Regions from separate parts of the Mus musculus genome. Here region 2 is linked to region 1. The links are chromatin loops, found by intact Hi-C in ENCODE. Cell type or tissue: left cerebral cortex. All regions are shown on one strand.

Evidence for each region. A loop is a pair of places that touch in the nucleus more often than their neighbours do. Peaks named below come from ENCODE experiments on the same cell type or tissue, not always from the same donor. Only the 100,000 strongest peaks of a DNase experiment are listed, where the experiment ranks them.
Region 2: a loop joins it to region 1, with 13 times the contacts of the local background. A loop is called at or near these places in 5 of 42 quality-filtered maps.

Annotation. Positions count from the first base shown.
Region 1 is chr4:7,593,392-7,598,391 of GRCm38, reverse strand. The region is part of intron 3 of Gm33752 (a long non-coding RNA gene); the gene reads left to right. Among named protein-coding and RNA genes, the nearest start is that of 8430436N08Rik, 35 kb to the right of the region's middle. In left cerebral cortex, no CTCF peak of the experiment used is centred here; DNase peaks (open chromatin) are centred at 286, 738 and 2,142; H3K27ac peaks cover 2,307 bases.
Region 2 is chr4:7,845,002-7,850,001 of GRCm38, reverse strand. No RefSeq gene overlaps it. Among named protein-coding and RNA genes, the nearest start is that of Gm23860, 27 kb to the right of the region's middle. In left cerebral cortex, no CTCF peak of the experiment used is centred here; a DNase peak (open chromatin) is centred at 2,383; H3K27ac peaks cover 657 bases.

The sequences.
Region 1 (5,000 bases):
GTGGCTTGCAGATGCTATTGTACGTGGGTACCACTGTCAGTTTTGCTGAAGGGATAATTTACTCTCATAAGGAGAAATCATGAGCTTTTTACATATACTTAAATTTCTGTGACATAATCTGCTTAAATTTTGACAAGATGTTTTAGAGCACAGGGGTGGTTAGCAGCTTGGCTGTTTGACACAATAGTCTTCCTTTGTCAAACAGAGTTGGTTTCATTTATGACTCAAAGTGAAAAGACATGGTCCTAAAGAAAGTTTCCACATTTTCACACTGCTCATGCATATTTGAACTTGATTTTGCTTAGCACCCAAATGAACAACCCATGGGAGGACTTGATTTTAAACCATTAATTGCCACTGAGTTTTAAACCCATCATAGGAGCAGACAGAAAGAACATTATCATGAATCATAAGGATTCGCTGCAAAATGCATCCATGTTGTCACTGAACTGGTTAAGGTCAGTGAGGCAGCACTAAATTGTTGTGACATTTTCCCAGCCCCACTATTACCTGTCAAATTGGAAAAAAAAAATATCAAGGCATCAGACAAGCTTGAGTATTGATGTGCTCACTCTAGTTGTTAATTGAAGTAAATGGATAAGCTCCTCTGTCCGCAACAACAAACACATCTGTTCACTGTTGTTGTTTTGTTTTTAATCTCCTTAACCTTGTGCTTCTTATCAGTCTCTGGGATGTGAAAATGCTCTTTTTTCTATTCACGAATGATGATGTCTCTTGTGTTTGTTCTACACTTTAAAAATATGCTGACAATGTGAAACGTGGAATACTGTGTGAACTTATTTCATGTTTGGCTCATTATGGATTGAGTTATATAAAGTAGGACATGAACAAATTACAAAAGCCAGAACAAGCAGAGTCACTAATAGTCTTATATAACTGCAAACACTCTACATCTGCTTTAATCCATCATCCTCTTGCCTCTCACAAAAAGAAAAATAGCTTCTCTCTCTCTCTCTCTCTCTCTCTCTCTCTCTCTCTCTCTCTCTCTCTCTCTCTCTCTCTCTCCCTCCCTCCCTCCCTCCCTCCCTCCCTCCCTCCCTCTCTCAATATCTTTCTGATTTTTAAGTACAAAAAAGTTTTCCAAATTATAAACTGAAAAGAGGACATTTAATGAGAACGTGGCTTAAAATGAAAACAGGAAATCTCTGCTTTCATTTGAGTGACTCTATTAACTCCTAAAGTGCACTGCAGACAGTGATAGAGCAGAGTAATGCCAAATCATTTGCTTGAGAATGGTGTTTATTGCAATATTTCATTGGCATGAAAATAAAGAATTTATCCCCAATGTTATGCTACATACTAGAATTTTCTTCTATGTTTGTAATGGAAAGACTAACAGCAGTGTAGAAAAAATAAACAAATCAAAATAGCAGCAACTTATTTAATTATGTTCATCTGAGAATTCTGGGTACATCAAGAATATGTTTGTGAGAGTGGGGAGATTAAATATATCGAACGTCAGTGCTTGCTATTTGCTATGGAAGTCACATTAATGAAGAGAGAGGTTTTCTCCTACCTATATTTAGAACTTCTATTGAAGGATAGAAGAGCAACAATCCTGAAATGGTTCCATGCTTGCAAAATATTTGTCCCAAGCATTATGAAGCCTCAGAAAGTACAAAGGCAATTAAGATTCACTAATACAATGTGTGTTAGTTTGCAAAGTAAAATAAAACAACTCAAAGACACTCACAAGAGAGAATGAAGATGAAAGTGGAGAGCTGCCTTCCTGTGTTTTAATGAATTGCATTATTGCAGCATTGTTCTAAATTGCCCAACATTAAAGTCCTGTTGACACTACTGATGAAGAGGGCAGAGACAGCATACTCAGCCTTGTCTATCCTCACCCCTTTTCCCCTTTATGCACTCTGTATTGGCATATTTCCCCCTTCCAGAAGGATCTCCTGAGCTTCCCAAGGCTGTGCCTGGAACTCCAGATTGTGGCCTTTGTAAATAACGTACATAAAGAAGGGCTGTTAAACTCTTGTTGAGTTATTTTTGTTTTGCACTTTGCACCTTCAGTGAATACGGGAACTACTCCCACACCATTTCCTGACAAACCAAATCTTGCTGTGAAGGCTGAAAACGTTAGTCAGTTGCACCCTATTTTTAGGACTTGTAATGAAGAGAAAATGTAGTGTTATAACACCCATCCAAATGCTGGCGCCCCAGTAGACAACTGCAGAGTTTTAAGAGCTAATGTAGACAATTTATACAGAAAGAACTAAATTATGACCAGTTCTGCAAATAAACAGACAACAGATCACTGGGAGTTGTGATGGAAGTTAGTCGTGGTTTGGAAACGCCAAACTTGGTGCTACTAAGAATCACAGATGGCCAAAAATAGCAGTAGCAGATACTTAAGAACTGGACTTGGAAAGATTATAATGTTAGTGTTAAACAGGAGAGTAGAAATAAGGCCAAAAATCTTTGCTATAGCTTTAAAAATTGCATTTCTAAATGCCTAGGACTTTCCAAGTAATAATAATGCCTAACTTTCACTAAGTGGCTACTGGGAACCCAGGTACTGGGTTCACAGTATATATTTGTGAACCCTGAAGAAGATGGTAGTAGTATTAATCTTTTTAAAAAATTGATTAAGTCCAATACAGAGTGATTAACAGGGCCAATGGACCCTGAAGAAGATGGTAGTAGTATTAATCTTTTTAAAAAATTGATTAAGTCCAATACAGAGTGATTAACAGGGCCAATGGATTATATCCCCCGAAGAGAAAACATGGAGAGCAAGATTACATACCCTGAGTGTATTCTGATATACCTATTACCATGGAGACGGCTCTCACAGCTTTCTGTTTTACTCTTCTGAACTTCATATTCCTCCCCATCTAGAGAAAAGTGGGTACAGATGTGAAGCAGTCTATGGGAGGGACCATGTCTCATCTATAGAAGGCCGAAGGTTATTGGGATTGCACAGATGTTGGCCTATGGGGAGTGAGAAGTCAATGATATTTATCTTTTGACACTAAGTCTATCAGTTTCAATCAGTGGCTTTATAAACTTAGCCCCAGATATTCTCAGAGTTCTAGATCTGATAAAAGTCCCCCTCCTTCAATATTTCTCTCCATATATTTGCTTAGAATCTAAGCTCAAGTTTCTGGTTTGCTATACTCCATGAACCATTCCAGGTCCCTGTGAGGCATTGTCATAATGCAATCATGTGTTCAGATATTTATTTCTGACAGGTTATGTCAACTGTTTCTTCCACTGAAACTTTTCCACTGTTATGAGAATGGCATTGGAATTATTCAGGCATCTGAGAAAAATTAAGGAAAATCTGAGTTGGGAATATTTTTTTGGTAGATTGGATTATTTTTAGGCCACTAGTCACAGCTTCTTCTTTGTTACTGTTAGTTGTGTAAGTAATTTGCAGTGATGTCCTGCCCCATCCCTTATCATTTGGATTTATGATTCAATTATGGAGGCTAAATCTCTACGTGATCATGAGTGTGCTACAATGCCAGCACCACAGCACCATAAGCATGAGATGTCTACAGAGGTGAGCATCCATGGGATCAAGCAACTGACTTATGTTTGGGGTGTTGTGATGCTTGGGGGACAAACAAGTTTCAGTCATAACTTGTTATAGGTTATTTGTAGATGGGCATCTTGAAATCTAAACTGTTTAAATTTTTATTTCTTTCTTTCTAGAGCTTTTTCACTGAATTGCATGAACTCAAGCCTTAGAAAACAGATATGCCCAGCTCAGAAGAGGTTGACACATTGTCAACCAGAAAACCAGTGAGCTCTGCAATCATCATCTTAGTGAAAACTCACACTGGCATGGCTGGCATGTTTTATTCTTTCAGGGCAGTAGAGAAAGGAATAAACCAGCTGAGAGACCCATTAAGATGTTCATTAGCAGAAGTTTTCTCTGGTGTCGAGCAGAGGCTCTTAAGTTGCGGCTCTAGTGCCAGAACACTGGATATAGCTGAAGAAACTGGTCAAAATATAAATTCTCAGGCTATATGGCACAGAAACAGAAACTCCAGTTACCCCAGAAATCTACGTTTTCTGAATGCATTCTTGTACAGGATGAGGACACATGCTATCCAACAAGAAAATGGCCTAATGCCTCTTTATTCTAAGGGACTAGATGGGAGTGACACCGGTGAGTATTGCTCCCCAGGAGTGTTTTGTGAGCTCCACCACATATGTTGAGTTGGTTTTGGAGTCCTGCGGGTCCTGAAAAGCATACTGAGCTGGTTCTGGAGTCATGTAGGCACTGTGTCAAGTATTTTCAGCTGATTCCTCTTTCCTCCTTGATATTCATTTCAAAGGCTAGAGTTAATTCGTATATATCTACTGTAATCTATAAGAAAATCCACTCCCAGGACAATATATAAATAATAATAATAATAATAATAATAATAATAATAATAATAATAATAATAAATAAATAGGAAAATATGATGTTAGGATTAGGGAAAAATCACTGCAATACTTAAATAATCAGATTATTCTCCCTAGCAAGTCATTGAAATTAATGATTTTATTGTGTTTTCTTAATACATTTGAAAAATAAAACTACAAAAATCTCCTGTACCACAAGAGTGATGTGTGCTTTGCCCCACCCAGTTCTCAAAGGCCAATACATTTTCTTTATTGTTGGTTTCATATAGAGGATGCCTTTGATGTTTGTAGGGATATGGTTAAAGATAATTACAAGGTACTTTCATAACTTTATGTTGCAAAGTACTTATAAAACTAGTAAACAACAAATTGTATCATGACTAGCTTTTCAATAAGTCATCATTTAGGGTGACCTATAATTTGTAGGACAAGACCATACCTGATTTCATGGTCAAGTTTGCTATTATATCAGCAAACACAGAGCAGGGAAACCCACTTCAGTTTTTTTTTTTTCTGTAATATATATAGAACATTAAAGGTACCTTCTTGCTATCTAGGAGATTTCCTCTTTGTCATAAGCTTTTTCTTATTTAAAACAATAAACCACT
Region 2 (5,000 bases), 250 kb before region 1:
CTAATAAACTGGCTAGGCCAGAGCTGCAAAGGAACATAGTAATATTGACAATGTTGCTGGAAATCCGTGTGCTTTAGAATGTATTAACTTTTGCTGCACTGCTGAACATATGAAGGAAAATTGGCTTAGCAAAAAAAGAAAATCACTTTACTCCAGCCCCCCTCTTTTTGCTGATGGGACTAAGTATAGCAATCAAAATGAATAGGACCTGATAGAGAAGGTGGTGTACTTGTCCGAGCTGAAGACGCCCAGTTTGACACACCCTCAGGCTATAATACATTACAGAGCTTCAAGAAATATCTGAGCATGTCTCAGGCTGATATGAAGGGAGCCACAGGTAAAACTGTTGTGAAATAAGCAAGCTAAAGGTGCCACTGAGGTTAATGTGATGGTAATAGTGTCCACACTAAAACAAAGTACGTCTGTGCCTTTGTTTATAATTTTAATGTCCACATTCACCAACTCTAACAATACATGCTTCGGCTGGGTTCTCAGGTCACCTGCTGGGGATAGATTGCATTCTTCTATTATTTTTTCATTCCAAACCTCTTAAGATGTCTATTAAAGAAAACATGCAGGAATTGGCTTGTGTTTTAGATTTACTTCTATGCAATTTCACAATAAAGGGATCTCATTTTTATCTTTTGTAAATTCCCATGTTGAGTTAATTTTCACTTAATAATGTCTTTAAGTAATTGCCAATTAATAGAACAAACAACACATTTTTATACATACAACTTTTAGGATATGGTAATTAATATTATCTAAAGTTAAAACATTCAAATAATCAGGTTATTGTGTTAGATGTCTTTTAAGCATTCACTTTTAAAAACTATTACTGTGTTTATACATATTGTGGGGTAAAATATAGTCAGTTGAGTTTAGTATACAATATGTGTCATTAGCCATTAAGGAACATTTTGATCAAAGGTACAATTATGTATTCTTACAAGATATGGTATTACACTTCTGTATATGTATGGCTTATTTACTGATCAAATCACAGGGATTGACACTTCCATTGTACACTGCACTGCGTGCTATCAGGTCTTCATACTTGGACCTCAAGTTCTAGGGTTTGAGCCATGACAACCACAGATGTTGCTGCTGTTTGCTGGGTGCCTGGGCTGGAGAGCAGGGTCCTTTGCTTCATCTCTACTCCAACCTCTTCATGCCAGCAGTATCCAGTTGGCCCCTACAGCATCCTTAGGGTGGTCCCTGTGACTCACTTTCTCCTGACTATTAACAGCTCAAGTGAATCCTAACCATTGGAAGCAGGAGGGAACTAAAAAATTAGTGTTTTAGAGAACAAAAAGGGAATTGTCTGAAAGTATATTAAACTGTAGTGCTGGATATTTGAGGTTGTAATTTCTGGCAAAAAAAAAAAACCTATATTGAAAAAGCACTGTAGAAATAAATGTAAAAGATGGAGACTATGGAGTGGAGCTTGCCATTTTGAAAAGATAGGGGAAGCAAAACTGTATGCCAAGTCACAGTAGTAGGATGAAGTCTCTGAGTAGAATTTTGGAGTAGAACAGTCTTTGTTATTCAACTTCTCTAAGTTTTTAAGATACCTTTTTCTGATTTCTTTTTGTCAAACCAGCAGTGCAGCATTGGTGTTAGTTTCTTTTTAGAGAAATTTAAGGATCAATGAGGTAGACTATGTAAACTTTGTGATATGGTGCCAATCACAGCAAATCCTCCTGAAATATTACTGCATTCACTTCCTTATACCAGGTACAATTAAGTTAGCCTCATCAGCTCTCATGCTAAAGGACCCAGGTTCAGAATTTCTGAGATGAAGTTCTTTGCCATAGCGTGACACCTTTGGTGGGAATCAAATGGGTCTTCTACAGTTCCTATCTTACCACCTGCAGCATCATTGTGAATAGGAGGCCCCTGTTTATTTGGTGGCATGCTAGCCTCAGGCACTAATAAGCTTGAAATAATATATAGATAGGAATTGTATAAAAAATGTGTCTTTTTAAATCTCGTGCCCTTTTTTTTCTGACTGCCAGCTTGAATGCAAGTAAACTGCTTATGGAAAAAAAAAGATTTATTCTCAAGGATGCAGGGTGCTTTTCCCAGAGCTATAACCATTGCTGTAAAAGCCTCAGGATGAGGTCATCACTCAAAGTCTGTTAAGAGTAAACAGAGGCAGACGTGAAAGTAGTAAGGACAAATTTCAATCAGTGATATGTTCACGCAGCAGAACAGAGGGTCTAGCTTGAACTAGACTCAGGTTTGACTTTTTTCAGCAATGGTTGGATGTTTGATAAATGATGAAGAAGGAATGAGATCAATCGGCTCCCATGGCATCAGAGAAGAAAACACTAGAAAGGGAAGTTGTGGGTGACTGGTGCTTAGGGAGCCATCTGTTCTCTCTGATTTGCCTTATCTATAGCAGACTTCTCACCAAATGTACTTTCCTTAGGAGTTGGCTGGAATAAAGAAAGGCAAAATGCACCAACGCGTGGATACTTCACTCCTCCCTAGAATATGGAATAAAATATCCATGGAAGGAGCTGCAGAGACAAAGTTTGGAGCTAAGACAAAAGGATGGACCGTCCAGAGACTGCCCCACCTGGGGGTCCATCCCATAAGTAGCCACCAAATGCAGACACTATTGCATATGCCAGCCAGATTTTGCTGAAAGGACCCTGATATAGCTGTCTCCTGTGAGGCTCTGCCAGTGCCTGGCAAATACAGAAGTGGATGTTCACAGTTATCTATAGGATGGAACACAAGGCCCCTAATGTAGGAGCTAGAGAAAGTACCCAAGAGCTGAAGGAGTCTGTAACCCAATAGGTGGAAAAACAATATGAACTAATCAATACCCCCAGAGCTCGTGTCTCTAGCTGCATATGTAGCAGAAGATGGCCTAGTTGGCCATCATTGGGAAGAGAGGCCCCTTGGTCTAGCAAACTTTATACGCCCCAGTACAGAGGAATGCCAGGGCCAAGAAGTGGGAGTGAGTGGGTAGGGGAGCAGGGCAGGGGGAGTGTATAGGGGACTTTTGGAATAGCATTTGAAATGTAAATGAAGAAAATATCTAATAAAAATGTGGGAAGAAAAGAAAAAGAAAATGCAAGTTAAAAAAAAAAGAAAGGCAAAATGCTTTTAGTGTCCACAGTTTTTGCATACACACCCTTTAATGATAGGAGTAGTAAGATTACAATGGAAAGCTCATTATATTGTTAGGGAGTATATTAGTATTTACTCATATTTACTCATGTTTTTATATTTTTACCTCCAGTGTTGGGATGGGATTCATGGCCTTGTGCATGCTAAGTAAATACTCTGCTCCTGGATCCTGTCTAAGTTTTTATAGGTTGTAGCTGGGACCCACTGAAGAAAAGAGTCTAGAAGAAACTAGCAAAAATTTGCACAAGGAAGAAATCTTTGTCAGATCTCAGGTCTTTAAAGATTTCTGTCTGTGTTCTTTTGTTATTTCCATTTTGTGTTGTATGAGAAAAGAAACCTCAAGAGTCTAAAGGCATTGATTCACAGGAGAAAATAAATCAAAGGTAGTTGGTTTCCTCAATGTTCTTTAGTGTTATCAAATCCTCAATGTTCTTTAGTGTTATCAAATGTAACACAACATTCTTCAACTTGACCCTTCTTTGTGAATTTATTAAGAATGGGATAGAATGCTACCAGACAACTTGTATTTGTAATGGAATAGTAGACAGAATTCTAAGTGGACTTGATGGCCTTCTAGACCATTATCTCCACACTACAAATTATGGAGTAAAATGTTAGAGGTGACAGAATTGCTGTAGTTGACCCAGCCAGAAAGGAGGAGAGCCAGTACAAGTTCCCCAGCTGTACCACCTAACTGCACAGGCTACATGTTAAGTCATTAACATCACTGCAATACAAAACAAAGCCTTGATTTCCTCATCTTAGAGCAACTGCACACTTTAATTTCTTATGCTATTTTCATAAAGTGTTTTTTCTTCCCCAAACAGGATTTCTAGAAAATAAAGACCCAACTCCAAATAATTTAGACTGTGACTCTCTCAGAAAACTTAAATGCTTATTTGTCTGTCCAAACACTCATTTTGTTAATTTTTAAACACTTATTCTTTCATAATTTGATGCTTATACACATGATGTATTGTGATCACACCCCAACACTGTCCCCTCTTAACCTCCTCTCCCTTTTGCAAAACATTTTTCCCAATAACCATTCCAAATCATATTGCTTTTCATGCGTATGTGCCTCACTCCTTACATGAGCATCTATGGAGTACTCTTTACTTGAGTAGGGGAAACTTAGTCTGGCCGCATCACAGTGTTATGATGCACCTGTGACTACTCACAGAGAGGTGGGACCTCAAGCCCACTCCCATCTATGACGTCTGCTGATGGGTTCAAGTAAGTACTGCTGCTGTGAACTAAGGTCCAATGACTATTTCATCTAAAAACAAACAAACAAAAGTGTTTTAGTGTTTTACTGCATATTTTCTCATCAAACAGACCTTACATTCTTTTTGTCTCCTTTTTCTTATCATTCCCTGAGCTTTGGATCCCTCCAAAGCTGATCAGATGTTTTGTTTAGGACCGGGTTCTCAACTGTTCTTTAGTCTTAGCAGTTTGGACACCTATGAGTCTCTGCATTGAGCATAATCTACTATCAACAGAAGGCTCTCTGGCTGACAATGAGCAGCACAAGCATATGTGTATATAAATGAATATTTAGAAGGCAGTTAGCACCATGTCCATTTAACAAACTAACAATAGTAGTTTTCCCTCCATGAGATGGCACATGACCTCCCAGCTATGGAGTTTTGATGAGGTTCAGTACCAGACATGAATTATCTTCTGTGGAGCAATCCTCAAAACCAATCAAGACAGAGTTGGTTAACTCCACAGCACTCATACCACCATTGCATTAGTGGATACATCTTGCTTAGCAGCTTGGTATTGTAGACCTTGCAGTTTATAACAGAAGGTGGGCAATAACTTTCCTCTTTAACAGCCTGCATAGTACTTTC